3 separate regions of the Homo sapiens genome follow, and regions 2 and 3 are each linked to region 1. Evidence: read pairs that join two places in POLR2A ChIA-PET (ENCODE). Cell type or tissue: GM12878. All regions are shown on one strand. Each heading gives the region's core, and the rest is flanking DNA. Links, peaks and the distances in the headings are about the cores only.

The links. ChIA-PET counts read pairs that join two places held together with the same protein. Peaks named below come from ENCODE experiments on the same cell type or tissue, not always from the same donor. Only the 100,000 strongest peaks of a DNase experiment are listed, where the experiment ranks them.
Region 2: POLR2A ChIA-PET joins it to region 1 with 5 read pairs; 11 of 35 experiments call an interaction of 5 or more read pairs at or near these places.
Region 3: POLR2A ChIA-PET joins it to region 1 with 5 read pairs; 8 of 35 experiments call an interaction of 5 or more read pairs at or near these places.

Annotation. Positions count from the first base shown.
Region 1 is chr12:12,481,440-12,492,146 of GRCh38, reverse strand. DUSP16 (dual specificity phosphatase 16) reads left to right here. Exons shown (of 7, transcript NM_030640.3): 5 at 4,960-5,119. Among named protein-coding and RNA genes, the nearest start is that of DUSP16, 76 kb to the left of the region's middle. In GM12878, for the core only: no CTCF peak of the experiment used is centred there; a DNase peak (open chromatin) is centred at 5,286; H3K27ac peaks cover 1,161 bases.
Region 2 is chr12:12,431,848-12,442,554 of GRCh38, reverse strand. It overlaps BORCS5 (BLOC-1 related complex subunit 5), which reads right to left. Exons shown (of 4, transcript NM_058169.6): 3 at 6,770-6,927. Among named protein-coding and RNA genes, the nearest start is that of BORCS5, 80 kb to the right of the region's middle. RefSeq lists enhancers at 2,606-2,900, 2,180-3,379 and a silencer at 9,846-10,140. In GM12878, for the core only: no CTCF peak of the experiment used is centred there; no DNase peak of the experiment used is centred there.
Region 3 is chr12:12,420,594-12,431,300 of GRCh38, reverse strand. All of the region lies in intron 2 of BORCS5 (BLOC-1 related complex subunit 5), which reads right to left. Among named protein-coding and RNA genes, the nearest start is that of BORCS5, 69 kb to the right of the region's middle. In GM12878, for the core only: no CTCF peak of the experiment used is centred there; a DNase peak (open chromatin) is centred at 3,119; H3K27ac peaks cover 690 bases.

The DNA of each region.
Region 1 (10,707 bases), core at 3,200-8,199:
GCATTGTGGAGTGTTTTTCTCTGGCCATGTTCAGTGGCATGGGCAGTGCTGACTAGGTGGAGAATTAGACTTAACTAGGGTTGTAATCTTGCCAAGTGAGTACGAACAATTGATGAGGGCAGAGGAAGTTGGGGTAAAAGGAAAGGAGTGATTGTAATAACTGATTATAGAATTTACATTGGGCAAGGAAGGCAGACAGACATCATGGGGATGAAGGACAGAGAAAATTAGTAGATCATCAGACTGTAGGTCCTCCTGCAGGGGTTTACAGATTCTGGGTGTAGTGTAGTATAAGAGATCTTGAGTGAGCTGGAAAGTGGAAGGGTGCATGAAATCAAGATTATGGAGGGTTTGTGGTAATTGGTAATGACAGAGACCAGGCTAGATCTCATGAGAGTGAGAGGCCAAGATGAGGAGTTCAAAGAACTGTGAGGCCAAGGTGTTGGAAGGATCTTTGAAGGCCAGTGAAGAAGGATTATCTAATCAGTAGAAAGTGTGTATTTGCAGACTTAGCACAAAGTTGAGCTAAATATTTAACAGCATATGGTGACTGCTCTCTAGAAGCTTAAAGATTATGATGTTTAATTATAGGGCAGAGTAAATATTCAGTTGTGTATGTTTTATACAGCATGCTGAAACTAAACTGAATGAATTATATAAATATCTTTTTATAATTTAGTAAGAAGTCATTGATACGTATCTATAAATAAAAGCAATCCTTATTCCACAAAAGAATCAGACTCATTCTTCATAATTATAGTTCCATCTCAGTTTCACCATTACAAACAATAAGATGAGTCAGGTATGGTGGCACACGCCTGTAATCCCAGCTACTCGGGAGGCTGAGACGGGAGGATCACTCGAATCCAGGAGTTTGAGGTTAGCCTGGACAACATGGTGGGACCCTGTGTCTTAAAAACACCAACAAAAATTAAGATCCCCTCCCAGCCATTTGTATTGAAGTTTGTAAAAAAAAAAAAAAATTAAAAAAATCAAGAGAGCAAACTAACAACAGTTACATGAAACTTTAGAAACTTTCTTAACTGACTCCAGAGATTTCACGACATCTTTTCCCCACATCTTTGGAAGGTGAATGCCTGCTGCATGAGTGGGCTCTTTGCTGTAGCACGTCTGCCTCCACCATTTGAATAGTATACTTACCAAGAATCAGTTGTGTTTGTTCTCGAACTTTAGGCCACTGGACTTGTTATTATAATTATGTATGTTAATTAAAATAGGACATACACCAATGAAATGTGAAGGAAGAGGGATGCTTTTCTGTGACCTAAGTCAGGTGTTTTGGAAAGATTCAGGAAAGACAGATTGCCATATATATGTTTGTCAAATTAGGTGGGAATAAGGGAGCTGTAAAGTATTTGGGGGACAGTTTTAATCTAGAAGGCTTTGGCACTGATAGTGTTTTACAAGTTCCTGCTCTTCTTTAAAAAATGAAAAGTAGAAGTGGTAGATGCACTTAGGTGTGATTTGCTTACGAACTCCAGTCAGCTAACCTAGAAAACAAGAAGCTGTGGTCCTGCATCAGAAATCAGTGTATTCATGCATGTTTATTTGTTTTAAGTTAAAATGATGTTTCGAGTATGTATATATCATTTTTAATGATTTCCCCCTTAACTGACTTTTTCCACTGACTACCAATCCAGATAAGAAGGCACTTATTTATGATATTTAATTTAGTAGCCAAATTATATTAAGTATTTAAGGGTTTTTTTTTGTTTTTGGTTTGTTTGTTTTTACAAATTGTACTTGTTTTATTTATCAAGTCCCATCTTACTATTCCAAAAAAATTTTCAGGTAGCATCTGGATAGTAGATTTAATCAATAGACCTTTTAAGCTAAAAATTTTATAAATAAAGCCATTGAAATTATTTAATTTTTTCTCAGTCCATTTTGCGTTTAAAATATTTTACTAGCTGCATACAGTAGCTCATGCCTATAATCCAAGCACTTTGGGAGGCCAAGGTAGGAGGATCGCTTGAGGCCATAAGTTTGAGAGCAGCCTGGACAATACAGCGAGACCCTGTCTCTACAAAAAAAATGTTTAAAAATTTGAGGGGAGCAGTGGCACATGCCTGTAGTTCCAGCTACTCAGGAGTCTGAGGCAGGTGGATCACTTGACCCCAGGAGGTCAATAATTGAACCCACATCAAAGGGTGGTTGTGAGAATTAAATGAGACAGTCCATTTAAATGCTTAATACAGTACCTGGCACATTGTAGGCATTCATTAAATGTTAGATATGATTTTCTTAATCAGTACCGTGTGTCATTGTCTAATTAAAAGGTCTCTAACAAAGGTGCTCAATAAATATTTTTTGACTTAATATAGGTTGTCATTTCTTTAAAATGTAGGCTATTAAGTTTACTTGTCAGAAGTGTACATCGTATTTTTTCTATGGAAAATCAATTTTGACAGTCCTTATTGACTTGCAACATGTTTTCTCTTAGAATTTCCTGTTGTCTTTTGATTGTGTACAGTGTGTAACACTATTAGAGTCACCTCATTTCTCAGAAACTTCTGTAATTTCTTCATTATTGAATTGAGTGGATAGGGATATTACTAATTCCTTTACTTTTAATTTAACATATCTGTAGTACCATTGGTGGAAAGGAGAAAAATGTAGTACCGTTGGTGGAAAGGACTATTGGTGAGAAAGTCCTCAAAGGCTGATTTAACTCCAGTGACCCACTTCTGTTCTTACATGAGTGATCCTGAATCAGTTTCTGCACCCTGTTGTTGATCAGATAGTACTAGATAAACTCACCTTGGGTTCACACATAGAAAAACAAATGTAACCTTTGCTACATGTACAAAAGTTTAAAGGTTGTAGTAAATACCATTAAGATCTACGTAGCCTGATTGTTAACCTAACAGAAGCATGAGACCATCAGAAGACTTGGGCTCTGGCATAGCTGAAGGGTGTTGGCCAATCTAAGAAATCCACCTAGTTCCAAAAGCTGTTTATTGACATTGTCATCTCAGAGATAAGAGATGGTTGCATACACAATCTGGATTTATGCTGTCCACTTTTTTGTTTGTGTGTTTGTTTGAGATGGAGTTTTGCTCTTGTTGCCCAGGCTGGAGTGCAATGGCGCGATCTCAGCTCACCACAACCTCTGCCTCCTGAGTTCAAGCGATTCTTCTGCCTCAACTTTCCCGAGTAGCTGGGATTACAGACATGTGCCACCACACCTGGATAATTTTGTAGTTTTAGTAGAGTTGGGGTTTCTCCATGTTGGTCAGGCTGGTTTCAAACTCCCGACCTCAGGTGATCCTCCTGCCTCGGCCATCCCAAAGTGCTGGGATTACAGGCATGAGTCACTGCGCCCGGCTGCTGTTCACCTTTTATGTAAAATAAAGTATATTTATTGTGCCAAATGTAGTAAATGAAGAGATTAGGGAACTGGCATGTTTCAGAAGGGTAATATAGGAAGAAAATTGCCCATTTTCTTTCAGGTAGTTGGAAAAGATTTGTAGAAAAGGTAGTATTCCAAGAGAAGGAAGAAATGACCAAGATTGCTTAGACTAAGATAATTATTCCAGGCTTGGAACGTCTCCTGAGAGGCAGCAGGGGGATGACTAAATGAAGCGGGTTTGTGTGGGCTTGCCTGCTAAATGGTGGATGGATGTCAGTTGAACAGATTGTTTTGAGTGCAATTCTATAGCTGGGCTGAAGGTGCAAAAACAAGACGCGGTCCAAGATCTTACTCATTACTTCATTACATAACAGGGGAGATGAGAATTATCTGTTAATGGTAACACACTATGGTAGGTGCTTAATTAATGGTGTGAACAAAGTACTTTGGAAGGACAGAGAACTGAATGGTTAATTATGCATGAGTGGGAAAGAGTTCACAGATGAGGTTAAAGTAGGAAAAGTGGGAAGAGTGTCTTCTGGAAGAAGGACAGGGCCTTCTAAGCACAGGAATCGTGTGAACAGAGGGTGGGTATACATTTGACGTTGGGGGTGCTATATGGGACAGGAGCAGGAAATGAGACTCAAGGAAATGAAAAGAATGTGGATAAAGCACCCAGCTTGGGGTTAATCATAACAAAGATTCCTCTAGTTGTTCAGAACATGGTTTGGAGAGAAAACCACTGCAAACTTCAAGAGCTCCTGGTGGCTTTTTTGGTTATCTTGGCTACTGAGCAGTGAATGGGTATAGAGAGGAGAGAGGATCAATGGAAGAGGTTATTCCAAAAGGATTTGGCAGCCATTTGGATGAGGGTCATGGGGAAGAGAAAGGAGCCCCATTTTATTCTCGAGCTTAGTTGGCTGGGTCGATGTTATTACCCTAAACCAATTTGGGGATTACAGAGAGGAGGCAGGAGTTGGGGGCAGAAAAGGGAAAAAGAGAATATGTTTAGTTTCTGACATTTTGAATGTGAAGGGCCTGTGGAACATCCTGATAGTCAGTAGGTAGTTGGAGATACGGGTTGGAAATTTAAGAGGACACACACACACACGCCATCAGCATGTAGAACTGGTAATTAAGACTACAGAAGTAAGTGCAGCCTTCAAAGAGAGTATTTAGAGTGAGAAGAATGACTAGAATTGTATCTTAGAGAACCAGCGTGTTCCGTGTGGGAAGAAAATGTTGTGTGTCCATATATTCTAAAATCATATAAACTGTTGTTTTCTTTTGTATTCTTTGTTCCACTTCTCTCTCTAGTAATGAAGATAATAGAGACTTGACTATATGAATGATGTGTGGGCTTCAAGCATACTATTTTAAATAGCGTTTGTTGTCCTTAAATTTTTTTTTTTCTTTAAACTTGTCTCTAGATGTCATTTTGCTAGGTTTTTGGACTTCACTGATCTGAATGAATTATATTTCAAGGAAACTGGGCATTTTTATCATCACATTAAACTTCACTCTTTCAGAATGATCATGTTTACTATATTATTAGTCACTTTAACTGCTACTCTTTCTCTCCATAGGAGCTGATGCAGCAGAATGGGATTGGTTATGTGTTAAATGCCAGCAATACCTGTCCAAAGCCTGACTTTATCCCCGAGTCTCATTTCCTGCGTGTGCCTGTGAATGACAGCTTTTGTGAGAAAATTTTGCCGTGGTTGGACAAATCAGTAGATTTCATTGGTAAGTAGCTCAAATAATATTGCAGGTCCTGTGGGTGATCGTCTCATGTGTAGGTGAACCCCCTCAGCCCCCCATTTTTTCTTTAGAGAAAAGGAGCCTATTTCAGAGATTTCAAAAGTCTGAAAACAGCACGTGGTGCAGCTTACTCATCTGGTGGTCAAGGTGACGTGTGTGTCACACTGTCCCTAAGGACTGGCCTTGTGACATTCTAGCTAACATTTAACACCACCAAGGTTAAGCTTCACAGGATCTGTAATTATGTATTTGCAGGTGTTTGAAAATCAGTTAAGCTTTTAGGGTTAAATTCTTCCCCCAACTTTTTCAAATCCTATACAAGCCTTTGGGAAACTTTGGTAATATTCCCTGTTGCCTTGTTGCTGTGTTTTTTACAGAGAAAAGTCAAATCTTTTGAAAACAAATCCCATTACATTTAAGTCTTTATGTCAGTGTTTCTGAGCCGGGGTCCACATGCCAATAATTTCAGGTAGTGTTTGATCTAACAGAATTTTCACACACACACACACACACACACACACACACACACACTCTCATTTGGTTATTTTCCTGGCAATGGTCTTGACGGGATCTCATCTGTGCCATACTTTGTTGTGCTTCCTGGGCTTGTTCAATTCTGGAGCTTCTCTGGCCCCTGGGTACTTACTGCTGAGGCATTTTGGTGCCACAGGATCAGATCTGCTGGGTGGTAACTTGGTGATGTGTATTTGGAATGTGGCTTTAGTGGACAGTGGCTGAGCAGAGGAGAAACACTGCTAGCTCCTGAGCAACATACCACAGTGACTCTTGATGTTCCATGTAAGGAATTTTTTTTCCCCCAGTTACATAAGTTGGAGCACCCTAATCCATAATTACTCTGAATTGGTTACCATTACCATAATTAAAAATAAAAGAACTAGTTCTTTCAAAAAAGTGGAATTGGCCAGGCGCGGTGGGTCACGCCTGTAATCCCAGCACTTTGGGAGGCCTAGGCGGGTGGATCATGAGGTCAGGAGATTGAGACCATCCTGGCTAACACAGTGAAAACCCATCTCTACTAAAAATACAAAAAATTAGCTGGGCGAGGTGACAGGAACCTGTAGTCCCAGCTGCTCGGGAGGCTGAGGCAGGAGAATGGCATGAACCCGGGAGGCAGAGCTTGCAGTGAGCCAAGATTGCACCATTGCACTCCAGCCTAGGCAGCAGAGTGAGACTCTGTCTCCAAAAAAAAAAAAAAAAAAAAAAAAGTGGAATTGGCCAGGCACAGGGGCTTATGCCTTAATCCCAGCACTTTAACAAGCCGAGGCAAGCAATCACTTGAACCCAGGAGTTCGAGACCAGCTTGGGCAACATAGCAAAACCTTGTCTCTACCAGTGCACCTGTGGTCCCGCCTACTCGGGAGGCTGAGGTGGGAGGATTGCTTGAGCCAGGAGGCGGAGGTTGCAGTGAGCTGAGATTGTGCCACTGAACTCCAGCCTGGGCAGTAGAGCCAGACCCTGTCTCAAAAACAAAAAGTGGAATTATGTATATTAAGCCCCATATTATAATTTTCACCTGTGAGGGGAATATTCTATTTAATGCTTTTGGAACTTTAAGTAATTCCAAAACACTTGCCTTTTTTTCAAGATTTCCAGGTTGCTGAGGGTTTCATCTTCAATTAGGATTCATTCTGTGAAACATCTGAAGATAAATGACTTAGTTCATATTAAAGTAATCACAAACAAATGGCCAGGTAGCTCACGCCTGTAATCCCAGCACTTTGGGAGGCCGAGGCTGGCAGATCACCTGAGGTCAGGAGTTCGAGACCAGCCTGGCCAACATATAGTGAAACCCCACCTCTACTAAAAATACAAAAATTAGCTGGGCGTAGTGGCACATGCCTGTAGTCCCAGCTACTTGGGAAGCTGAGGCAGGAGAATTGCTTGAATCCAGGAGGCGGAGGTTGCAGTGAGCCAAGATCGCGCCACTGCACTCCAGCCTGGGTAACAGAGTGAAACTCTATCTCAAAAAAAAAAAAAAAAATCACAAACAAACCCCCACAAGTTAACACACACCCTCCCATTGTACTTCTAAAAAACATTCAGCAAATCATTGTTTTTGTCTCTTTAAAAAATAACAATTGGCTGGGCATGGTGGCTTACGCCTGTAATCCCAGCACTTTGGGAGGCCGAGATGGGGGGATCACCTGAGGTTGCTGGAGTTTGCGATAGCCTGGCCAACACGTCTCTACTAAAAATATAAAAATTAGTCGGGCATGGTGGCGGGCACCTGTAATCCCAGCTACTTGGGAGGCTGAGGCAGGAGAATCTCTTGAACCTGGGATGTGGAGGTTGCAGTGAGCCGAGACCACGCCATTGCACTCCAGCCTTGGCAACAGAGTGAGACTTTGTCTCAAAAAAAATAAAAATAAAAAAAATAAATTACGGTTAATGTTCCCATTGCACGTCACTTCCAGAGACATTGGCTCTAATTTCAGCTAAAAATCAGATATCAAAATCTACCTAGAAGAGAACATGATTTTCTTAAGTCATGACAATGTGTGGGCTTTAGGAGACAAAGTTTAGTAGAAAAGAGAAGAGAATAGAGAATATGAATAACTTTGCTCCCAACTTATTTTTTCCTTTCATGGAAGATATTGGGGTCATCCTGCCACTTTCATTCATACAAAAGAACTTTAACTACTTTGCAACTTGGTTAAACACATACACACAAAATACATATTATAATTTATTTGTAATATCTGCAAATACTTATCAGTATTTCATTTGCTTGGTTCTATTAGAGCCATCATCCTTATCCCACCCAAGTAATTCAAGGCAAAATCTCCAGGCCACTTTTTGAATTCAGCCCATATTCACTACAATTGCTAAGTCTTCTCCTCTGTGGGGTTTTTTGTTGTTGTTCTTGCTTTTTATTTACTCAAGCAGAAGAAAGACACAAGAATGATAACCCACATACATACAGAGTAGTAGAATGGCAAGAGCTAATTATTCTCAAACACAAATTCTTAAAGATAAATGTAAAATTTTTTTTTAATTTTTAAATTTTTTTATTTTTATTTATTATTATACTTTAAGTTTTAGGGATCTGTGGGGTTTTAAGCCATGGTTAGTGATAGCATGTCATTTGAAGATGTACCCCCTTAATGACTTACAGGCTCATAGTGATTTTTTCTTTTTTGTTGTTGTTATTTAGATTAGATTTGGGTAAGTCTCCGGGTTGGTTGGAAGGACTCAGGTTTATGTGGAGTTTTGTCTTTTAGTTAATGTGCCAGTAACAGAGTTTGCCCGTTTGTGCTATGGGATACTCATGAGGTGCCCCCAAACCCAGCTGGCTACATATACAGCCTCTTGCTTCCTCTTCACTGTCTCCTGGGCTCTTCCTCCAGCTCTCCTCATGCCAAACTCGTGACTGCATGGACACAACATAGGGAGGTGATTAGGACCATGTATTTTGGAGGCAAACTGTCTGTATTTGAGTCCTGCCTACCCTGGTTATTAGTGAAGTGGTTTGAGTAAGTTACTTCAAACTTCTGTGCACTTCAGTTTCTTGATCTGGAAACTGAAGGTAATATACCTACCTTACAGGGATATTGTGAGGATTAAAATAGATAATGTAAAATGAAAAAAAAAGAAAAAAAGTAAACCAAAAAGATAAAATAAAAATAAGTAAAATAGATAATGTCCATTGAACACCTTGTAAAGTACCTGACTCATAATTGGCTGTTAATAAGTATTTTAAAAATTGTTATCTGAAGTTCCTCCTTTTTTCTGTCCTTTGAGCTGGACTCTGTAACACCTCTTAGTATTACTTCCTTCTTTTTAGCTTTTGTAACTTCTCATCCTCACTGCATCTTTGCCCTTTTCATTTGCAGTTCTCTCTCCCCTTTCTTAACCTAGATTTTAGCCTTAATTGCGGTAATGGCCACCTGCTTGTTTCCAGTTTTCATCATCATTGCCTTCTCGTTCTTTATTCAGAAACCTGAAGAGGCTTCTTAGTTTTCTGCGTTAAAAAGGTAGCCTTGGCCAGGTGCAGCGTGTGTAATCAATCACAGCACTTTGGGAAGCGGAGGCGGGAGGATTGCTTGAGGCCAGGAGTTTGACACCAGCCTAGTCAACATAGCAAGATCCTGTCTCTACAAAAAATTTTCAAAAATTAGCCAGGCATGGTGGTGTGCACCTGTAGTCCTAGCTGGGAGGCTGAGGCAGGAGGATCGCTTGAGCCTAGGAGCTCACAGTTACAGTGAGCTATGTTTGCACTATGGCACTCCAGCCTGGATGAACAGAGTGAGACCCTGTCTGAAAAAACAAATGTAGCCCTTAGCCTAACATTCCCACCACCCTCAAACACCTGCTTCCCACCTTTGAAACCTTCTCAAACCTTCTCTCTGGTTTCTTCTCCAAGGCAGGCTGTTTTCGAATGAGCACTTTGCTCAGTCCCACTGCAGGGCTTTCTCGCACACATTTCCCTTCTCCTCTCTGCCAGTTGTGTGTGTTAAATTAATTCCTTTGCTTGAAGACACAGTTTAGGGCTCATGTCTCCCAAGATGCATGCTGGTGAACCTCAACTCCAGTATAGTCACTTGTTTTTTTCATTTTTAAAAGACGTCATCAAAAGAGTTGTGGTTATAAAAACAGTTGTAAGCACATTGCAGAAAATTTGAAAAACAGAGAAAAGGAAACCTATAACCTCAACATCGTAACGCATGTTACTGTCATTGTTTTATTTCCTTCCAGCCTTCTTCTTTTTTTATTAAAATCTCTTTTGAAAATATGTATCAGCCAGTATCAGCTGGATGCCTACCATGTGCCTAGCGTTAAGTCTTTTGGGGGATTGTTAGAAGCAAGCAAGATCCTTCTAGGTCCTTATAATCTAGGTTTTGAGATAGATAATTATTAAAATTAATGAGAGAGTATTGTCAACATTAAAAAACAAAAACCCAGACTCCTTCCAGTAAGGATTTGAAGCAGTTTTCAATAATAGGTTAGAACCAAAAGATACACATATTCTCACACATACACATTATAATGGTATAAAGGAGCAATAATCAAGTAATAGGGGCTAGGAAATGTACAGTAACTGACAAAAAGTCTGAATTGCTACTTCTTATTGAAATTGAGTAGAAACCTTAGCTTTGAGCTTCTTAGCAGTAGGGCAGAAAGGGAAGGAAACACTGAGAGTAACGTGGGGTAAATGATAGCTGAGAAGGAAGGGGATGCTGGAGGCACAGGAAGGCATGAGACTGTGTACACGAGTTTATATGTTCTTACTTGTATAGCATGCAATTCTTTGTTTGAGTGTTGCTTGGTATTCATTTGTTAGTGTTTTATTGTGTTTGGTTTCCTGATCTAGAAGGGAAGCTGCTTGCTGCTTAATTATTCATATGCTACCCAAAACCTGTATGTTGCTTTATATATGATGAATAATTATGTTATATATAATAATCATTACACTAGAAACTTATATTTATAGCATAGGCAGTGAGATTGAATAGCTTTGTATTATTCAGCTGCCAAAGTAAGATTCTTTGCGCATCTGTTAATCGCAAGAATTTTAACACAAGGTTCAGTAGACTTTTGGTAGTATCTACCAA
Region 2 (10,707 bases), core at 5,159-10,158, 52 kb after region 1:
AGGATTGCAAGTTTTTCTTACCAGTTCATCTGAACCCCCTCCATGCTTCATACTGGTTTATGTCAATACACTATGCTTATCAACACATCTAAGAATTAAAACAGGAGTTACTAGAATCATATCATGAATGTACTCTCAAGGCCTTCAAGCAAGCACACAGGAACTGTAACAAAATAAAGCTTGTGGCTTTATCTTAGTTACAAAGGCGTTCTAATCTATGACACATTTACCCACTGACAGCAACTAGAATGAGGCAGAAATAAGACCCAGGGCAGTGACAAGAGAAGCTCCAAAAGTCTGTGCTGCAACTTGTTCTAATCTATGAACACATTTACCCACTGACAGCAACTAGAATGAGGCAGAAGTAAGACCCAGGGAAGTGACAAGAGAAGCTCCAAAAGTCTGTGCTGCATCTTCCTGGGGCTGCGTATTTGCCACCAGCCTCATCCCTCGCCCCCAGGGAAACCACACCTGGGGAGGAAGCACACTCCTTTCTGGTTGGCTTTTCAGTTACCCCACATTTCAATGATAGATGTAACCTAAAACTAAGTGTCTGTCAACTTGAATCCTTAACTAGAAATGAGGCAATATACAGGAAATCCCCCAAATCAGAGGCAGCCATGTATCCACAGCCTAGAAGCCAAGGACTAATGGTTTGCCACCATCCAGCTTCACATTTCTCAAGACCCATGTTCCCCAGGCACGAGTATGCTATCCACAAAGCAGAATAAACAGTTAAATTCACTACAGAAATTCCAAAAACTACATATTCATGGCATGAAAGAAATCCTGCAGGGTTTGAAGGAAACCACAGTGGGCTTAAAAAAAAAAAAATTTTTTTTTTGCCTTGCCTCTATTTAGTGCTTATACTTGGGTTGTTAAGAGCAGAACTTAAAATGGGGCAATATTTAGACAGCTGCTGGTATCAAGTAATTTCAAATGGGCCAATTCATGGCAATTAGGATAGGCCTTTCTCCTTAGTCATCATTTATATTTAAAGCAATAACAAAGAGCTAACACTACAGTGTCTACTACATGGCAGGCGTGGTCCCTAGAACTGTACCAAGAATAACTCATTGAACCCTCACGAAAACCTGAGGTGGATGTCATTCTGTTCTCACTGAACAGAAAAGGAAACTGAGGCTCAGAAGAATTAAGGGACTTGCCTGAGGTCACACAGGTAGTCAGAGATGGAGCCAGGATTGAACCTTGGCAGTGTGGCTCTGGAGTTTACGCTCAGAACCATTCTGCCAAATTGTCTGCAAATACAAAGAGCAAATACAAGTTGCCCTGCCTCAGCTGAGCCCTCAATGCCTAATGGCACTCATTACTGTACCCAGTCACCATGACCACTCAACAAATGACCTCCCTCTTCTCCACAGAGGATACAAGCTGCTGGGTGTGACCGATCTGTGCCAGGGACCCTCCTGTCATAAACTTGCCTGCGTCCTCCCTGTTCTCTCAGAACAGATGTCCCACAAGGCTCCAACTCTTGCCTCCTCAGGGATCTTGCTCTAAGAATCCCCCTTTCTCCTTCATCTTTGATCTTGTCTCATCTGCCTCTTCCCCCTCATCCTGTAAACATGTTCAAGTGCACCACCTGCATAACAAAAAATCCCCTTTGATCTTCATCCACTTTTAACTTAATTTTGGCCACTACCTCACTGTGTGACCTGGGCGAAGTGCTTACTTTCTGTAAAAGCCTTTAATTTCTGCATCTGAATAATGAGAGCACTGGACCAGAGGGTCTCTAAGGTCCTTCCAATTCCAACATTCTGTGGTTCTTAATGCAGAGATTTCTCTGAGCAAGCTCACTGAAACTCAGGCCAGTTTCTTCAGTGTCCCTGAAGCCCCAAAGTTAATTTTCTTCTAAGACTGTCAAGCTGTTCCCCTGCAGCAATGCCCCCCTCTTCCTCTCATTTCCCAAATCCTGGTTTTTTTTTTTTTTTCAAAGACCTAGCTTAAACCCCGTCTGCTCCAGGATATCCCAATCTTTAACTCTTACAGAACTTTAGTTATAAATAACAAATGAGCATTCCCCTTCAACAGTGCCTTTTTCATATTTCTGTTCTGTATATCTTCATTCCCTCAGCGAGGCTAAACTCTCAAAGAGCAAGGACCATGTTACATGTCTCTGGAACCCCCAAAGGACCTCCCCACTAGGTGGGTCTGCAATAGCTGCTCAACAGTGCTGGCTGAGGGGTCAGCCTATCGCCATTAAAGAAACTAGTAGTTAAGGTATGTCACTAGACTCCCTGATTGCAAAGTAAATTACCTCCGTTCTTCTCCCTCACATACACAAATCTATAAACATAAGCTTTTCATTCAAGAGCATCATCCAAATTTAACATAAGGAAAGCTGAGCTAACTCTCTGATTTTCCTTTATCTGAATCAGAAATAGTTATAGCCATGTTTCCCTTTGATCCAGACTTAAGTGATCACAGGTACTGTAATCTTAGGGACCTCTAGTTGATCCCGGTTATATACTTCCACTAACACATATTCTCCATGGTTATTAAGTTCCCTCACTTGTCAACACATAGCATTATGTTACTTCCTCATCTTTCCAACCAAATTTCCAGGAAACATCTGGAATAATATCAGAGAGTTGGTGTTTGATCAAAATGACATCCTCTGCTTTACTCATTTGGAAGTGACTAATTTCAACCCTTAGGTCTGAGGTGAACATAGACGGACGGATATGATTCAGGAGTTTGCTAACACTCACCAACAGAGATAAGACGGACACATTACGCCACCAATGAAAGCCCCAAAACTGCACTCACCTCCTCTGCCCGAGCACGCTGCTGAGGTATTGCTCAGTACTGTGAGTGCTGGTCTCTGTTTTGCAATAATCCTGGGTAATTACTGACTATTCAAAGTGAATCCCAAAGTTCTTCAAACAGAATTTTAAACTGTTTATTTTATTTTTTGAGACAGGGTCTTGCTCTGTAGCCCAGACTGGAGTGGAGATCTCGGCTCACCGCAACCTCTGCCTCCTGAGCTCAAACCATCTTCTCACCTCCCAAGTAGCTGGGACTACAGGCACGCACCACCATGCCTGTTTGTTTTTTTTCTTGGTCTTTTTTGTAGAGATGGGGTTTCACCATGTTGCCCAGGCTGGTCTTGAACTCCTGGGCTCAAACAATCCACCTGCCTTGGCCTCCGAAAGTGCTGGGATTACAGGCATGAGCCATGTCGCCCGCCAAAGTCAGTTTATTTTTAAATGAATGCTCCAAAACACTGGTTCTCCCCTGGTTACATACTAGAATCACCTAGAGCACCTTCATAAATACCAATACCCAACATCCCACCGCCCTAACCCTATCACCCTTCAAAGATTTTGATCTAATCGGTTCGGAGTGAGACCCAGACATCAGAATTTTCTTAACAGCACCTCAGCTATGCTGAATGAATTAAGGTATCATTGTTAAATATTTTAGGTATAACAGCATTATAACTACATCTTTCAAAACGACTCAGTCATTCATTCGTGGAATTACTGGTAAAATTCAAAATAAGGCCTCCATTTAATTGCTAGTATTGTACCAAGCTAATTTCCTGGTTTTGATCATTGTACGAAGGTTATGTAAAGTGTTAACTTTAGGGGAAGCTGCATGGGGCAGGGTATATAGGTACTCTCAAATTATTTCTGTGACTTTCCTCCAAGTCTAAAATTAATTCAAATTTAAAAGTTATTTTTTAAAAGAATCCTTCACTTTTAAAGATATATACTTAAATATTTATGAATGAAATAATGTCTGGGGATTTACTATAAAATATACAGTTGAGGGTGGCAGGGAGTGGGGATATGGATAAAACAGGAGTATTTGCAAGCTGATGATTGTAGTGGCTGGTAATGAGTACATTAAGGTTCACTGTGTTACTCCGCCTTCTTTTACCCTGTCTTCTTCAGTATATGTGTAAAATTTCCCATCATATATATTGGAGGAAAAAACTTCCGAGTAATTTTAACATGTAACCAGGGCTGACAAACACTGCTCTGAAGTCTTGAAAATGTGCTATAATGAGAAGCTCTGTCTGGTACTTCCAGCTACAAAACACTTTCCCCAGCTCTCTGATATAGAGCTAGTCAGTTAATCTCTCCGTACCACACTTTACTAAACTGCAAAACAACAGATATGGATTAGAGGTTTTTGTTGTTGTTTTTCGTTTTTTTTTTTTTTTTTTTTGAGATGAAATCTGGCTCTGTCGCCCTGGTTGGAGTGCAGTGACATGATCTGGGCTCACTGTAACCTCCACCTCCCAGGTTCAAGCGATTCTTGTGCCTCAGCCTCCCGAGGAGCTGGGACTACAGGCATGCACCATCACACCTGGCTAATTTTTGTATTTTTAGTAGAGATGGAGTTTCACCATGTTGGCCAGGCTGGTCTTGAACTTAAAGGACTTTTTAAAAAGAATAAGCATCAAAAAGCCAATTTATTATAATTCTAAGATCTCCTCTCTGAGAGTTAATGTCATAGTTAATTAACTTCTAGCACAACTGTAAAAAATGGTAGAGTCTGGCTAGGGGCAGTGGCTCACACCTGTAATCCCAGTGCTTTGGGAGGCAGAGGCGGGAGGATCGCTTGAGCTGAGGAGTTTGAAAACATCCTAGGCAACATAGCCAGGCGTGATGGCATACACCTGTAGTCCTAAGCTACTCAGGAAGCTGAGGTTGGAGAATCGCTTCTGCCCAGCAGTTAGAGGTTGCAACGAGCTATGAATGTTATCACTAAACTCCAGCCTCGGTGACAGCATAAGACTCTGTTTCTAAAAAAATTAAAAAGGTAAAGTCTTATGTCTACAATAGCATTTCCCAAAGAATGTTCTAAAATCACTACTTTATGGGACATTAATAAATGTTACCTAAGATAAGTGTTCTGAGGTCAACTAAGTTTCAAAAGTCTGGCTTTCTTTATTGTGAGACTCCTAAGAACTTTAAGTGAGATAATACGCTTTGTGACTTTCCAAGGGGTGGTGAGGGAATATGCAAATCGTTTGACCTCTTTATATGGGACTAGTTTTGTAGAACTTATTTTAGAAATAGTGCTTAAGACCACTGGTTCCCAAATCCTGGGTAATAGAGGGTGGCATTGTATCATTTGGTAAACTTATGTATTAGTCTGTTCTCACATTGCTAATAAAGACATATCCAAGACTGGGTAATTTATAAAGGAAAGAGGTTTAGTTGACTCACAGTTCCACATGGCTGGGGAGGCATCACAATCACAGCTAAAAGTGAATGAGGAGCAAAGTCACATCTTACATGGCGGCAGGCAAGAGAGCTTGTGTAGGGGAACTCCCCTTTACAAAACTATCAGGTCTCATGAGACTTATTCACTATCATGCGAACAGCATGGGAAAGACCTGCCCCCATGACTCAATTACCTCCCACTGGGTCCCTCCCATGACATGTGGGAATTATGGAAGCTACAATTCAAGAGGAGATTTGGGTAGGGACACAGCCAAACCATAACATCTTATTAAAATAATGATTCACAGACCACACCTAGACTTACTGGGAGGAGGGGAGAACTCAGTATTAAAACAAACAAAAAACTCACATGATGCCAATGAATAGTCATGTTTGGAAAGTAAAGCTTGGTAGACCATAATATAGTAAAATAAGTTTATAATATTTGCAAAGCCACATCAATGAAAAGCAATATCAAAGGTCATGTTTAATAGTTTTCCAAATAATAGTATTTAACCCATGAGAGAAGAGTATATGCATGCAACATTTTATGAAAGCTAAGCACTAAAATGTTGGAGGTGTTGGCAAATTTAAATCTGTCAATATAACTAATGACTGCTTTGTAATCTCAAGGATACACTACCTCCATTGCTAAATACAAATTGTTAATCTGCAGTGATTCTTGCTCCATCACTTGTTTCTCCATGTCCATCTTCTCTCACCAGAGTTAAAGGGCCACTTTGTTAAACAAATCTGGGAGTGCCATTCACAGAAGTGGTTTCTCCAGTAAACAGCTCCTAACATTTCCTTGATATTACAGTACATCAAGGTATCAGGAATATAAAGTTTTTCTTGACTGGAAACTTTGGAAAATGTACTTACTTATTCCTTTATGCCCCTAGAACTGTGCTGTGCAGCAGCTGGTCAATGATACATTTAAGTGCTTAAAGGAAGTACCTATTTACTGAGATTGATAATTACACAACATTTGCATCATGTGCTTCAGTTTACTAAGTACTTTCACATGAATTACATTGCTTCTTTCCTTTAAAAACTTTGCGGGTTAAATAGGCGTAATTGTTTCCATAAAACCATTAAGAATCACTGGAGCTTTTCGTATCAAAGCTCCTGCTTTGAAAGAAATTTTAATCTACTGGGAAACAAAATATAAATTATACACAGGAAACAATTAAAGTCAATTCAAAGACAGAATGGTGGCTAGAGCAAATTAGTATGGCAGGACTTTACATGCACTAATAATAGCTAACACTTACTAAGCAATCTGTCACTCAACCCTTGGGGTAAGTTACTACTATTAGCCCCATTTTTCACATGAGGAAACTGAGACAGAGAAGTTAAGCAACTTGGCCAAGCAAATCAGTGGTGATCAGAATTCAAACTCTAAATTAGCCCAGCTCTGTGGACCACTTTTTTCATCATCACATTTTACTGCTGGGAAAAAGCAATCTCCTCAAAGCAATAGTGACAAATGTCAAGTCTTAAGATGGCATCCAGAGTTGCAGAGAATCACAACAACCAGTCAGCAATGTTATTTTCCCGCAGCACATTACCTCTTTGATTCGTTTAACCAAAGCATTCTGGTCAAAAGCAACGGCCTCTGCACACTGATGCAGGTGATCTTGATATCGGAGGCAGAGCTGCAACACCTGCTGAGAGTCCAGTTTCTCCAATTTGGCATTTGTTGGGGAAGTCTGGCCACTCAATAGCCCTTCAAAGGAGAAAAAAATGAAATGAAATTAAAATTACTGCTAATAAACTTGTGAATAAAGTAGTTTAACAAGTTCACTGAAGACAGGGTAAGACTTCAATTTAATCTTGCATCTTTTGTTATATGTTAATGACAATCGTTGCAATTATTATTTATGGGGCATCTGTTATGTGCCAAGCACTTTTGCTAAGTGCTTCTTGTGCACGATTTTTCGTATTCACAGCTGCCCTGGAAAGTGAGGTATTATTAGCTCCATTTACACAGGAGGAAGCCAAGACACAGAGAAGTTAAGTAACTTTCCAAACGTCACATAGCTAGTAAGTGGTTTCTCCAAGAACAGAGCTCCTGACCTTATCACATCACTTCAAGGTACTAGGAATATAAATCCCTTATTAATTGAAAATGTGGGAATATAATTTTTAAAAATAATTAAAATGGTTGTCTGAAAAACTGAGAAAAAGAAATCAAATGTATACAGAAACTGCTAGGAGATGCTAAAATGGAGACATTTAACAAGTAAACAGACTGTCAGCTAACAGGCCAGAAACTCATTCTTTACATTTTCTTTCAACACCAGCTTAGCCAGGTAACCATTAATCTCCCCTGTATTTGCATAGGGGATTATATTTTTATAGGTATGTAGCAGGGCAATTAATAGCATTTGCAGGAGAAGAAATCAATTGAAGAGGCCAAATGATGCCCACATTCACAAAGCAAAGCCCAGTCTAGAAATTAAGCCTATTGCTTTCTGCCAAATCAACAGTTCTCAATTATCAGAACCTCTACACTCTCAAAAATTACCAAGGACCCCAAAGAGCTTTTATGTGAGTTTTATCTTTTGATATTCACCTATAAAAATTAAAACTGAGAACATTCTTAAATATTAAATCATTTAAATATAATGATAACCCCTTTATACATTAACAAAAATAACATTTTAAGGAAAATATTCTTCCAAACCAAAAAAGTGAAATGATGCCACTGGTTTATTTTTATTAATGTCTTTTTAATGTCTGCCTTAATAGAAAACAGCTGGAATATCATAGCTGCTTCTGCATTTAATCTGTTGCTATTTCACATCATTTAGCCTCTGGAAAACTCCACTGGACACTTCTGTAAGAGAATGAGCATGTTTTGCAAATAATGTCTAAGTATTATTACAAACATAGTTTTGACCTCAGAGATTCCCTAGCAGGGTCTTGGGGATCCCAGTGATCGCCCTACCACATGCCAGACCATTCTGTCTCACAGCAGAGCCAATGCTACAGCACAAGGAACACAGAATACATATGACAGTAGGTCACGTGCAGGGCACAGCAAAGCTTTTTTTTTTTTTTTTTTTTTTTGAGACAGAGTCTTGCTCTGTTGCCCATCTGGAGTGCAGTGGCGTGATCTTAGCTCACTGCAACCTCGACCTCCTGGACCCAAGCAATCTTCCTACCTCAGCCTCCAGAGTAGCTGAGGCCACAGGCACTTGTTACCACAGCCAGCTAGTTTTTGTATTTTTAGTAGAGACAGGGTTTTGCTGCCCAGGTTGGTCTCGAACTTCTGGGCTCAAGCGATCCTCCCGCCTCAGTGTAAGCCACCTCACCTGGCCAAAGCTCATCTTGGGAACCCTTCCTCACCGACCCCAACCACCAATGTCCACCCCTCACTGTCCCCAACCACCAACATCCACACCACACTGTTCTGATATATTAGAGCTGAAGCCAGTATTCTCTCCCTCCAGACAGGCTGTATGAAGGGCTACCCAGCTAGGTTGTCCCAGAGAATCCTGGGAAATGCTGGTCGATGCTCTCAGATCTTCTGAGACAGAGCAGCATACAGGGCTGGAACCCGAGGCACTGCTAGGCTCCTCCACATTCCACTGCTCAGCTGCTGCACTACAAGTCCTAACACAGGAGAGCACCAGTTACTTGACCTGAACCTGCTTCCAGGCAGTATGTTTTGGTGAATCCAGTATTAGCAGAAATTGGGAATTTTTTAATTGAAATTTTTATTGAGATCCTATGTATAGGATCCCGTGTCCCCTTTACCCAATTTCCCTCAATGGAAACATCTTGTAAAACTATGGTACAATATCACAACCAGGATATTGACATAGATATAATCTGACCTTATTCAGATCCTACCCATCCCTCCCTTTTTTGGTTTAGAGATGGTATCTCCCTCTGTTGCTGAGGCTGGCCTCAAACTCCTAAGCTCAAGAGATCCTCCCACCTTGGCTTCCCAAGTAGCTGGGACTACAGGAGTATGCCGCTGCACCCGGGCAGATTTCCTTTTTTTTTTTTTTTTTTTTTTTTTTGAGACACAGTCTCGCTCTGTCTTCCAGGCTGGAGCACAGTGGAATGATCTCCTCAGCTCACTGAAACCTTGTTCAAGCAATTGAACAAGGCCCCTGAGTAGCTGGGATTACAGGCATGTGCCACCATTCCTGCCTAATTTTTGCATTTTTTAGTAGAGACAGGGTTTCACCATGTTGGCCAGGCTGATCTCAAACTCTTGACCTAAGGTGATCCAGCTGCCTCAGCCTTCCAAAGTGCTGGGATTACAGGCATGAGCCACTGTGCCCAGCCCAGATTTCCTCATTTTATTTGCACTGATTTGTGTCTGTATTTAGTTTTTTTTCCTATACACAAGTTCATGTATTCATCACCATGGTCAGATGCTGAAAAGTTCCATCACCACAAAGAGTTCTTGTGCTGCTTTTGTAACTATACCTACCCCACTCTTTCTCTCATCCCCCTTTCCATCTTTAAAACACTGGCAACCATTAATCCATTCAACATTTCTAAAATTTTGTCCTTTCAAAAGTGTTATATAAATGAAATAATACATGATGTAAGCTTTTAGGATTGAATCTTTTTAGTTGCCCAACATAAAACTTTAGAGATGTGTCTATGTTGTTGATATATCAATGGTTAATTCTTTTTTTATTTCTGAGTAGTATTCCATGGTATATATGTATCAGAGTTTGTTAAACCATTCACCCATTGGAGGACATTTGGACTGTTTCCAGTTTGGGGCTATTACAAACAAGTCTGCTGTGAGCAGTCATGTACAGGTTTTTGTGTAAACATAAGTTTTCATTTCTCTGGGATAAATGCCCAAGAATGCAATTGCTGGGTCATATGGTAATTGCATGTTTAGTTTTATAAGAAACTGTCAGTTTCCCAGAGTGCCTGTACCAAGAAAATGGGAATGCTACAGACCACTAAAATCTCCTAACAAAACTATCAAGGGCTACCCTATCACTGACAAGAAATACATTTCCAGGAACGCAAACTTGGGAGAAGATACCAAAAGCATTTTGCTGTCAATCCGAAATTGAAAGAGGAAAAGAGGAAGGAGGCACCATGGAAAAAGGAATGAACGATTTTGTGCCATTAACAGTGGACCAGGATAATGCAAAAGCCATAAAGGAAACACTGATAAATTCAACAATACAAAAACCAAGACTCCTCATGACAACAAACACAAGTTAAAATTTAAAATACAAAAAGAATACCCAAAATCTGAGGAAAATAAAAAACCTGCAGAGACCCCAGGAAGCCTTTTTCCTCCTATTGTGATAACTCATATCACATAGGGTAAACTTCCTAATATATAAAGAGTGCCTAGAAATTGCAAATAAGGCTGGGCACAGTGGCTCATGCCTATAATTCCAGCACTTTGGGAGGCTGAGGCGGGCAGATCACCTGAGGTCAGGAGTTCAAGACCAGCCTGGCTAACACGGTGAAACCCCATCTCTACTAAAAATACAAAAAGTAGGTGGGTGTG
Region 3 (10,707 bases), core at 399-5,398, 58 kb after region 1:
ATAAGAAAAACAAATTGAAACTTTACCACAAGCCCATTTTTCACCTGTCAAATTGGTAAAAACGAAAAGCATGAAAAATACTTTGTAGGTGGAGCTGTGAGGAAAGAGGTTTTGCTGCTTAGTGTGTAAGTTGTTAACACCCTATGGAGGAGGGCAATTTGGCATGGATAACAAAATTACAAATGCATAGCCTCTGATGCAACAGCTTCACCACTAGGAATTTACACACACAGTAGCACACAAGCTAAATGATGTATATACAAGAGTATTCATTGCAGCAGTGACTGTAACAGCAAAGGTCAGCAAACACCACAATGTCCCTGAATAGAGGGCCTGTTAATTAAATCAGGGTATATCTATAAATAGTATTACATGAACAAAGAAAAGAATGAGGGCGCTCTCTATGTACTTACATGGAAAAAAACCTCCATAAGATAAAATTTTTAAAAGGTATATAGATGCATAGAGTGTGCTATCATTGCATAAAAATGGGGGTTGGGGTGCAAGTAAACAAGAGTATATGTTCAGATTTACTTATATTTACATAAATAAACTCTGAAATGATATATAAGAATTAGATGGAGGCAAGGGGTAAAGAGGGGGAATTTCATAGTATACTTTTAACAGAACTTTTTTTAACCAAATGAATGCATTTCCCCCTTAAATATTTTTTAAATAAATAAACTCATTTTAACAAAAAGCTGAGGTTTTTCCTCATCTATGAGTAAGAACTTCAGGGCAGTTCTCCCTTCTTCACCCATCCCAAGTGCCCCCTACTCCATAAGTAAAAACCTCATCTTTAATTCTCACCAAAGTTCATATGGCCGAACACATCTTAAAACATTTTATCGGCCAGGCACAGTGGCTCACGCCTGTAATCCCAGCACTTTGGGAGGCCAAGGCAGGCGAATCACGAGGTCAGGAGATCGAGACCACCCTGGCTAACATGGTGAAACCCCGTCTCTACTAAAAATATAAAAAAATTAGCCAGGCGTGGTGGCAGGCGCCTGTAGTCCCAGCTACTCGGGAGGCTGAGGCAGGAGAATGGCGTGAACCCAGGAGGCAGAGCTTGCAGTGAGCCGAGATCTTGCCACTGCACTCCAGCCTGGGTGACAGAGCAAGACTCTGTCTCAAAAAAAAAAAAAAAAATTTTCTCTAAGGTGATTAAAGTGGTATAACAAATGGTGAGCTGGTTGAAGACAGGGACCACGTTTTGCTTATCTTTTTATCTCATGTCTAGTAGAGCACCTAGTACATAAAAGGTTCTTGATTAGGGTACGAGTATGCAGTTCTATTGCTGGAATTCCAAGGAAAGCATAAGTCTAGGAAGATATTAGGAGGAAAAAGGCTTCCCAGGATCTCTGTAGGCTGCATATATGCCTAAGAGCGAGTCCTTGTCTCAGTCTGAATCTGCTCTTCTAAGGTGCATGAGGAAGCTCTCCGGTGCTTCAGAAGACTATTGGGAGCCTGAATCGCAGAATGAAGTGGAGGAAGGCTACAGGGCCAGCCCAAGCTGCCAGGTGGCTGAAGCAGAGGGCCCAGAACCCAACCTTAGCTCACAAAACAAAACTCTCACTTCTACCTCTTGAGAAAAAGGTGGAGGGTGAGGGAAACGAGGGAAGTAGGAGGGGGATTTTGAGAAGGTTGCCAGGTCTAATAGGCACACTAGGATGTTCAAATTAAGTTGCCTAGCCAACTTCAAAATCAAAGGAATTACACTTTAAGTCATTCTTATAAATCACAATTGCAGCCTCCCTCTAACCATCTAAAAACAAAACCCAGGTGCATGACTCTATCCTCAGAATGTGCTTCCTTGACTCATAGGAATCTCCATAAACCCACCGCAAATCCTGCCCCGGGTCATAGCAGGAGCAAGACAGGACAGAGAAAATAAGAAGATGGGCCACATTTTCCATTCCTGAAGCAACAAAGTTGTGGCAACCCAGGCAAATTCTAGAGGCATTGAACACAATGTTTTCCCATCACCCTCTTGTGCCAGGAAACCATCTCCCTCTCGTATTGATAGCTACGCCTCTCCTGGATCTTCTGAAAAGAGGGAGAAGGACAGAAAGCTGGGCAAATTTAGAGACGGTAAATTTTGTCATTTTTAGGAGACCACAAACTTCCAGTCCTCTGAAGTGTTTCATTCTGAATGAGCATTAAGATTTTTTAAATTTTTGGAATGCTTTCAATGAGTTGTGCACTTGCCTGTTTGCTCAGTCCCCACCATCTCCCTCCTGTCCAATGCCCGGCAGCTCCACTCACCCACATTACCTGCCTGGCCTCTGCGGGCTTCTGGATTTATACTCCTATTTTAATTATTTCCTACCAACTCCAATACCATTAATAGAGAATGAACCTTGAAATTATTTTTTGTATAGTTTTATAAATGTTTTTTACACTTAGGATTTTTCTGCTTTACCCTTTATTATGAAAATTTTTAAATGTAGAAAAGTAGGGGAAAAATGTATACCCAAATACCCACCACCTAGATTCAACAACTAATATTTTGTCATATCTACTTCATCTCACTATATAATTTTTTTTCTTTTGCTGAGCCGTTAAAAACACCATAACATCATGACACTTCACTCCTAATACTCCATAAAGAAGAACGTTGATCCACATACTTATGGTTAGTTTTCCATGTTAAAGAGAAGAAGTTTCTAAATTACATGTTCCTTACAGTTAAGCAACAGGGCCATTGCCTTCAGTTTTCTACTTCTTCTTTAGTTTAATACGGGGATGCACCCAAAGATGTTTACTGAGTTAAAAACCTGATCTAACAGATTCCATATATTAAGGGTTAGGTTTGCAAATGGTAAATACTGGAGATATTTCCTAAGACCCTGTTTAAACCACTTTGCTTATACAAAAATGAGGAGTAGGCTCCAGGGAGTGAGTGAAGACCAAGACTGAATATTCCAGAGATCCAGCAAACTACCATCTGTACCTACCTCTTTGTGTAAAATGTTGAGTGGAAAAATCATCAGGGTTAGAAGTGTGGGAAATATTCTGCAGAGTGATCTTTTTCATTCTGAGATGTCAGGTGGGGGGAAACCCACAGTTTCTCTATAGCACAGTGCAGAGCCATATGGCTATTAGCTTAGCCTATTACCAAACCGAATTCCTTAACTCTGAGAGGCTTAGATACTTCTAGGACTAGAAATCAGTATTACAAATATTGGGACACATAACGAGCTCCATTTACTGCTACAGAATCCAGGAAGTAGAAATTAAATATAACTTTGACAAAAGTTACTGTGAAGGTATAATTAAACAACAGATTCTGAAAAAAGAAAATTCCCCCGTATGGACTGAATGTTTGTGTTTCCCCAAATTTCCTATGTTGAAATCCTAATCCCCAGTGTAATGGTATTAGGAGGTGGGGACCTTAGTGGGTGAGTAGATCATGAGTATAGAGGCTTCATGAATGGGACTAGTGTCACTAGAAGAAGAGATGTGAGAGCCTCCCCTCACTCTTTCTGTTCCCAGCCATGTGAGGCCACAGCAAGAAGATAGCCATCTGCAAACCAGGGAGCAGGTCCTCGGCAGAGGCAAATCTGCCGGCACCTTGACCTTGGATTTCCCAGCCACCAGAACTATCAGAGATAAATGCTTGCTGTTTAAGCCACCCGGTTTATGGTATTCTGTTATAGGAGCCCAAATTGACTATGATACCCCCAAAAACAATAAGAAATTTTCGAGTCTATTGGTCATAGTATATTTCAAAGATAAAAGCACTTAAGCTATATGTATCCTTTACTTAAACTCTAGTTCTCAAAGGCACTCCCTTCTCTTCTTAAAGAAAGGGAAAGTCTGGCCGGGCGCGGTGGCTCACGCCTGTAATCCCAGCACTTTGGGAGGCCGAGGCGGGCCCATCACAAGGTCAGGATATCGAGACCATCCTGGCTAACACGGTGAAACCCCATCTCTAGTAAAAATACAAAAAATTAGCTGGGCGTGGTGGCGGGTGCCTGTAGTCCCAGCTACTTGGGAGGCTGAGGCAGAAGAAAGGCGTGAACCTGGAAGGTGGAGCTTGCAGTGAGCCGAGATTGTGCCACCAAACTCCAGCCTGGACGAGAGTGCGAGACTCCCACCTCAAAAAAAAAAAAAAAAAAAAAAAAAGAAAAGAAAGAGAAAGTCTAAAACCATCTTCCCAACTTGGAGAGAATTTTGTGATGTGCGTTAGTGATTGATTCCTTCGGGATACTTAGAAAAAGTGTGCTTTCTAAGGCTGATTCCTTCAGAACATTTATCCCCACCCTGTGACCTCAGAGGAGTGCTAACCTCGAGGGGGCAACGGCAGTCATCATTGCTCTGGTTAAACCATGTGGCAGAAGAAACTGCAAGTGCAGAACAAGCCCCATGTAAGATGCCACCCACCACAATGTTTGGTGAGGATACAAACATTTCTCCCAGGACCTCCGAAACCCACCAGAGGGCAAGACAGAGGAACTTTTTAATGGAGGCAGCATGGAAAAAGCTGAATTCAGCTCCCTTATTTATTAGCTGTGTGAATCTGGACAATTTATCTTACATCTTTGAGCCTCAATTTTCTCATATGTAAAAGCAAGATAATAATCATGTCCCTTCTAGGGTTTGCCTAGCACACAATAGGATTTTGATAAAACTCTGTTCCCTTTATTCTTGCATTTCTTAAGTCTCAGAGAAGTAAAGGGTTCAAGGGAATTTGTGGTAAGCAATGAAAAGCACTTCATCCTTCTGTGTTAGGCACCCATTTGGCCATGGCCAGTGGCCCTAATTTATGGTACCAAAGAAACAAGAACAGAGGATGTCACACCCAAAAGTAGACACAGTATTTCCAAAGGTCATCAGTATCCACAAACGACACACCTCAGTGTCTTCGAGGAATCCTGTTCACTGCTATAAAATTAGCATTTCACAATCTCTACCTTTTCCTCTTGAATAATTAAGTAAAATGGAATAGGCTGTAGTTACCAACTACTTGGTATGCAGAGGTGAGAGGACTGCTTAAGCCTAGAAGTTCAAAGCCAGCCTCGGCAATATAGCACGATTCTCTGTCTCCTATTAAGTAAATGTTCAACTGCTCATCTGCCCTAAACAATTTCCAGGTTCGCAGGCTTGCTCTCTGTTTGAACTTACCAGACTAGGGAAGGGAGACCACATGGTATAATGAAAAAGTTTGGAGTCAGGTAGACCCGGAATTGGAATCCAAGGATTGCCATTTAAAACCTGTGTGATGTTGAGGGAGTCTAAATTTAACTTCCCTTAATTCAAATCCTTCATCTGTAAGTGTGACATATTAAAGGAGTATTATGGGAACTATATAAAGTTATGCCTACCACAGCACCTAGCAAAGAGGAGGCACACAATTCGTGTTAATTTCCTCACTGTCTCAAAGTCCCCAGTCACCAACTGTAGTAGTCAATTAAGCAGGCTTTCAAAAGCTGGCTGTATGACTGGCCTATCCTACCACTATAAGTGTTTACCAGGCACACACTACTATGTACTAGCACTGTAGGAAATAGCAAAGAAATGATCTCATTCCTCAAGCAGATTACCAGAAGAAGCAGGAGTTATTTATAAGGAAGGCAAATATGAAAAGGAGCTAAATTTAAAAAGATAAAACAACAAACCACACAATTGGGCAAAGGATTTAAATAGGCATTTCTCCAAAGGAGATATACAAACAGCCAATAAGCATATGAAGGATGCTCGACATCACTAATCATGAGGGAAATACAAAACACAATGAGATACCACTTAATCATTAGGATGGCTATTATCCAAACAATGGAAAATAACAAGTGTTGGCAAGGATGTTCTCCATATCCTTGGAACCCTTGTGCATTGCTGGTGACAATGTAAAATGGTGCACCTGCTGGGGAAAACAGTATGGGGGTTCCTAAAAAAAGTAACTAAAAAGGGAATTTGGGGAAGACTGTGGTAGGAAGCACCAGGAATTTATCTTCCCAACTAAATAATTGCACTGGTGCACTCTGTCTGATGTAACTATTTTGTAGCTCTAGAGTCTATTGAAGGCTTGCAACATCCAGAGGAAGGCCTGGATGATGAATTATAATTACTTTCAGTCTATTTCAGCTGTCATCATAATAGCACCAGCCATCTCAAAGCTCCCATCCCCACTGCAGGCAGCTACGCACTTATTCCTGGAGTGGCTTGCACACAGTTTGTGGGAGACAGCAGGGGAGAAAAGGACCCTGTCCTCTAAATATGAATCTATGCTCTGATCAATGTTGGCTGCTTCTGATCACAAAGGTGCAGACAGAGACACAGACGGTAATCACTGTTGTTGCACCTCCACCACACTGCTGCAAGGTCTTCCCACTCACGCTGAAGTGACTTTCAGAGGATTAAAGGGGGCAGCATTTTTTTCACCCTCCTTCACTTTTTTCTTTTTCCCTCTCTGGGACCCGGACATTAAAGACCAGGATATTCAAAAGCAACCACATATATAGGGGAAATTAGAAAGTTGCTATGCATGCCCAGGGAAGAGCACAGGCTCAGAAAAGATCTGAGGAGACCTAACATGTATACCTCTGGCTGATTCTTGGCACAGACACATCCTGTAACAATCAAAATACCAAAAATAAACCCAAAAAACAGTAAACCCAGAGAAGGGGGAGAATCTGTTTCCACAGTTACCATATTACTGGATTTAAATGTCCAATTTTCAAAAAAAAAAAAATCACCAGTCATACAAAGAAACAGAAAAGTATGGCTCATTCAAAGGAAAAATATAAACCAACAGATACTGTCCCTGAAAAAAGACAATGGCAAATCCACTAGACAAAGACTTTAAAACAACTGTCTTAAAGATGCTCAAAGAGCTAAAGGAGACATGGAGAAAGCCAAGAAAACAATGTATAAACAAATGGAAAATATCAATAAAGAGACAGAAAACCTAAAAAGAAATGAAAAATAAGTTCTGGAACTGAAATAACTGATACGAAAAATTCAATGCAGGGATTCAAAGGCAGATTTGAGCAGGCAGAAGAAAGAATGAGTGAATAATGAGTACAATGAATACTATCTAGTCTGAGGAACAGAAAGAAAAAAGATTAAGGAAAAGTGAACTGATCTAAGGGATTGATGAGACACCATCAAGTGGATAACCGTATGCATTGTGGGAGTCCCAAAAGGAAAACAGAAAGAGAAAGGGAGAGAAAACATCTGAAGAAACAATGGCCAAAAACATCCCAAATTTGATGAAAGAGATGAATACAAACATCCAAGAAGCTCAACAAACTCAAAACAGGATTCAGAGACCCACACCAGGACACATTATAATCAACCTTTAGAAAGGGCCAGGCACACTGGCTCACGCCTGTAATCCCAGCACTTTGGGAGGCCAAGGTGGGCAGATCACTTGAGGTCAGGAGTTTGACACCAGCCTGGGCAACATGGCAAAACCCCATCTCTACAAAAAAATATAAAAATTAGCCAGGCGTGGTGGCAGATGCCTGTAGTCCCAGCTACTTGGGAGGCTAAGGCAGGAGGATCATCTGAGCCTGGGATGCAGAGGTTGCAGTGAGCTGAGATTGCACTACTGCACTCTAGCCTGGGTGACAGACTGAGACTCTGTCTCAAAAAACAAACAAAAAGACAACGAGAAATTTGAAAGCAGCAAAAGAAAAACACCTTATCACATAAAAGGGAACCTTAATAAGATTATCAACAGATTTCTCATCAGAAACCTAGGGGGCCATAAGGTGGTAAACTGCTAAAAGAAAAAAAAACAAAAAACAAAAAACCTGTCAACCAAGAATTTTATATCCAGTAAAACTATCCTTCAAAAATGAGGGAGAAATTAAGCGTATCAGTCAGGAAAAAAAAAAAAAAAAAAAAAAAAAAAAGCTGAGGGAGTTTCTTAATACTAGACCTGCCCTGCAAGAAATGCTAAAGGGGGTCCTGCAGGTTGAAATGAAAGCACACTAGAGAGTTGAGTGAAGAAATAAAGATCTCAGTAAAGGTAAATATATGGCAAATTATAAAAGCCCATGTACTGTTCATGCCTGTAATCCCAGCACTTTGGGATGCCAAGGAGGGTGGATCACGAGGTCAGGAGATTGAGACCATCCTGGCTAACACGGTGGGACCCCGTCTCTACTAAAAATACAAAAAAATTAGCCAGGCGTGGTGGCGGGCGCCTTTAGTCCCAGCTACTTGGGAGGCTGAGGCAGGAGAATGGCGTGAAGCCGGGAGGCGGAGCTTGCAGTGAGTCGAGATCACGCCACTGCACTCCAGCCTAGGTGACAGAGTGAGACTCCATCTCAAAAAATAAAAAAATAAATAAAAAATAAAAAAAAAAAAGCCCATGTATTTACAGGGGTTTTTGTAACCATGGTTCGTAACTCTTTTGTAACCATGGTTTGTAGCTCCACTTTTGGCTTTCTGCGTTAAGAGACTGATACATTAAAAAAAATTAGTCTAAAAGCTAATGTTATTGTAACTTTAGTTTATAACTCCATATTTTGTTTTTTTACATAATTTGAGAGATTACTGCATTAAAAAAGTATTAGTTTATATTTTGGACACACCCTGTATAAAGATATTATCTTGTGACATTAACAACTGAAAGGGATGGAAACTAAGCTGGAAAGGAGCAGAGTTTTTCTATGTTATGAAAGTTAAGCTGTCACTGCTCTGCCTCTGGAGGTCATTCCTTATTCTTTTACTTTTTTTTTTTCTTTTGAGATGAAGACTCACTCTGTTACCCAGGCTGGAGTGCAGTGCCACGATCTCGGCTCACTGCAACCTCTGCCTCCTGGGTTCAAACGATTCTTCCAAGTAGCTGAGACTACAGGCATGTGCCACCACGCCTGGCTAATTTTTGAATTTTTAGTAGAGATGGGGTTTCACCATGTTGGTCAGGCTGGTCTTGAACGCCTGACCTCAGGTGATCTGCCTGCCTGGGCCTTCCAAAGTGCTGGAGTTACATGCGTGAGCCACCGCATCCGGCCTCCTTCACTTTCTTAATAAACTTGTTTTCACTTAAAAAAAAAAATAAAAGAAAAGAAAGCTAAGCTGGTATAAATTCAAATTATTGTGTTACCACGTTAGGATCTTAAATATAATCCTCATGATAAGTGCAAAGAAAACAGCATAAGCACTAAATGCCCACAAGAGAAAGCAGGAAAGATCTAAAATCGACACCCTAATATCACAATTAAAAGAAGCAAGAACAAACAAATTCAAAAGCTAGCAGAAGGCAAGAAATAACTAAGATCAGAGCAGAACTGAAAGAGACAGAGACATAAAAACCCTTAAAAAAAATCAATGAGTCCAGGAGCTGGTTTTTTGAAAAGATCAACAAAATTGATAAACCACTAGCAAGACTAACAAAGAAGAAAAGAGAGAAGAATCAAATAGACACAATAACAAATGATAAAGGGAATATCATCACCGATCCCACAGAAATACAAACTATCATCAGAGAACACTATAAACACTTCTACACAAATAAACTAGAAAATCTAGAAGAAATGGATAAATTCCTGGACACATACCCCCTCCCAAGACTAAACCAGGAAGAAGATGAATCTCTTAATACACCAATAATAGGCTCTGAAATTGAGGCAATAATTAATAGCCTACCAACCAAAAAAAGTCCAGAACCAGAAGGATTCACAGCCAAATTCTACCAGAGGTACAAAGAGGAGCTGGTACCATTCCTTCTGAAACTATTCCAATCAATAGAAAAAGAGGGAATCCTCCCTAACTCATTTTATGAGGCCAGCAGCATCCTGATACCAAAGCCTGGCAGAGACATAACAAAAAGAAGAGAATTTTAGACCAATATCCCTGATGAACATCGATGCGAAAATCCTCAATAAAATACTGGCAAACCGAATCCAGGAGCACATCAAAAAGCTTACCTACCACGATCAAGTCGGCTTCATCCCTGGGATGCAAGGCTGGTTCAACATACACAAATCAATAAACGTAATCCATCACATAAACAGAACCGACCACAAAAAACACATGATTATCTCAATAGATGCAGAAAAGGCCTTCAACAAAATTCAACAGCGCTTCATGCTAAAAACTCTCAATAAACTGGGTATTGATGGAACGTATCTCAAAATAATAAGAGCTATTAATGACAAACCCACAGCCAGTATCATACCGAATGGGCAAAAACTGGAAGCATTCCCTTTGAAAATCGGCACAAGACAAGAATGCTCCCTCTCACCACTCCTATTCAACACAGTGTTGGAAGTTCTGGCCAGGGCAATCAGGCAAGAAAAAGAAATAAAGGATATTCAATTAGGAAATGAGGAAGTCAAATTGTCCCTGTTTGCAGATGACATGATTGTATATTTAGAAAACTCCATCATCTCAGCCCCAAATCTCCTTAAGCTGATAAGCAACTTCAGCAAAGTCTCAGGATACAAAATCAGTGTGCAAAAATCACAATCATTCCTATACACCAATAACAGACAAACAGCCAAATTATGAGTGAACTCCCATTCACAATTGCTTCAAAGAGAATAAAATACCTAGGGATCCAACTTACAAGGGATGTGAAGTACCTCTTCAAGGAGAGCTATAAACCACTGCTCGATGAAATAACGAGATAAAAGAGGACACAAACAAATGGAAGAATATTCCATGCTCACGGATACAAAGAATCAATATCATGAAAATGGCCATACTGCCCAAAGTAATTTATAGATTCAATGCCATCCCCATTAAGCT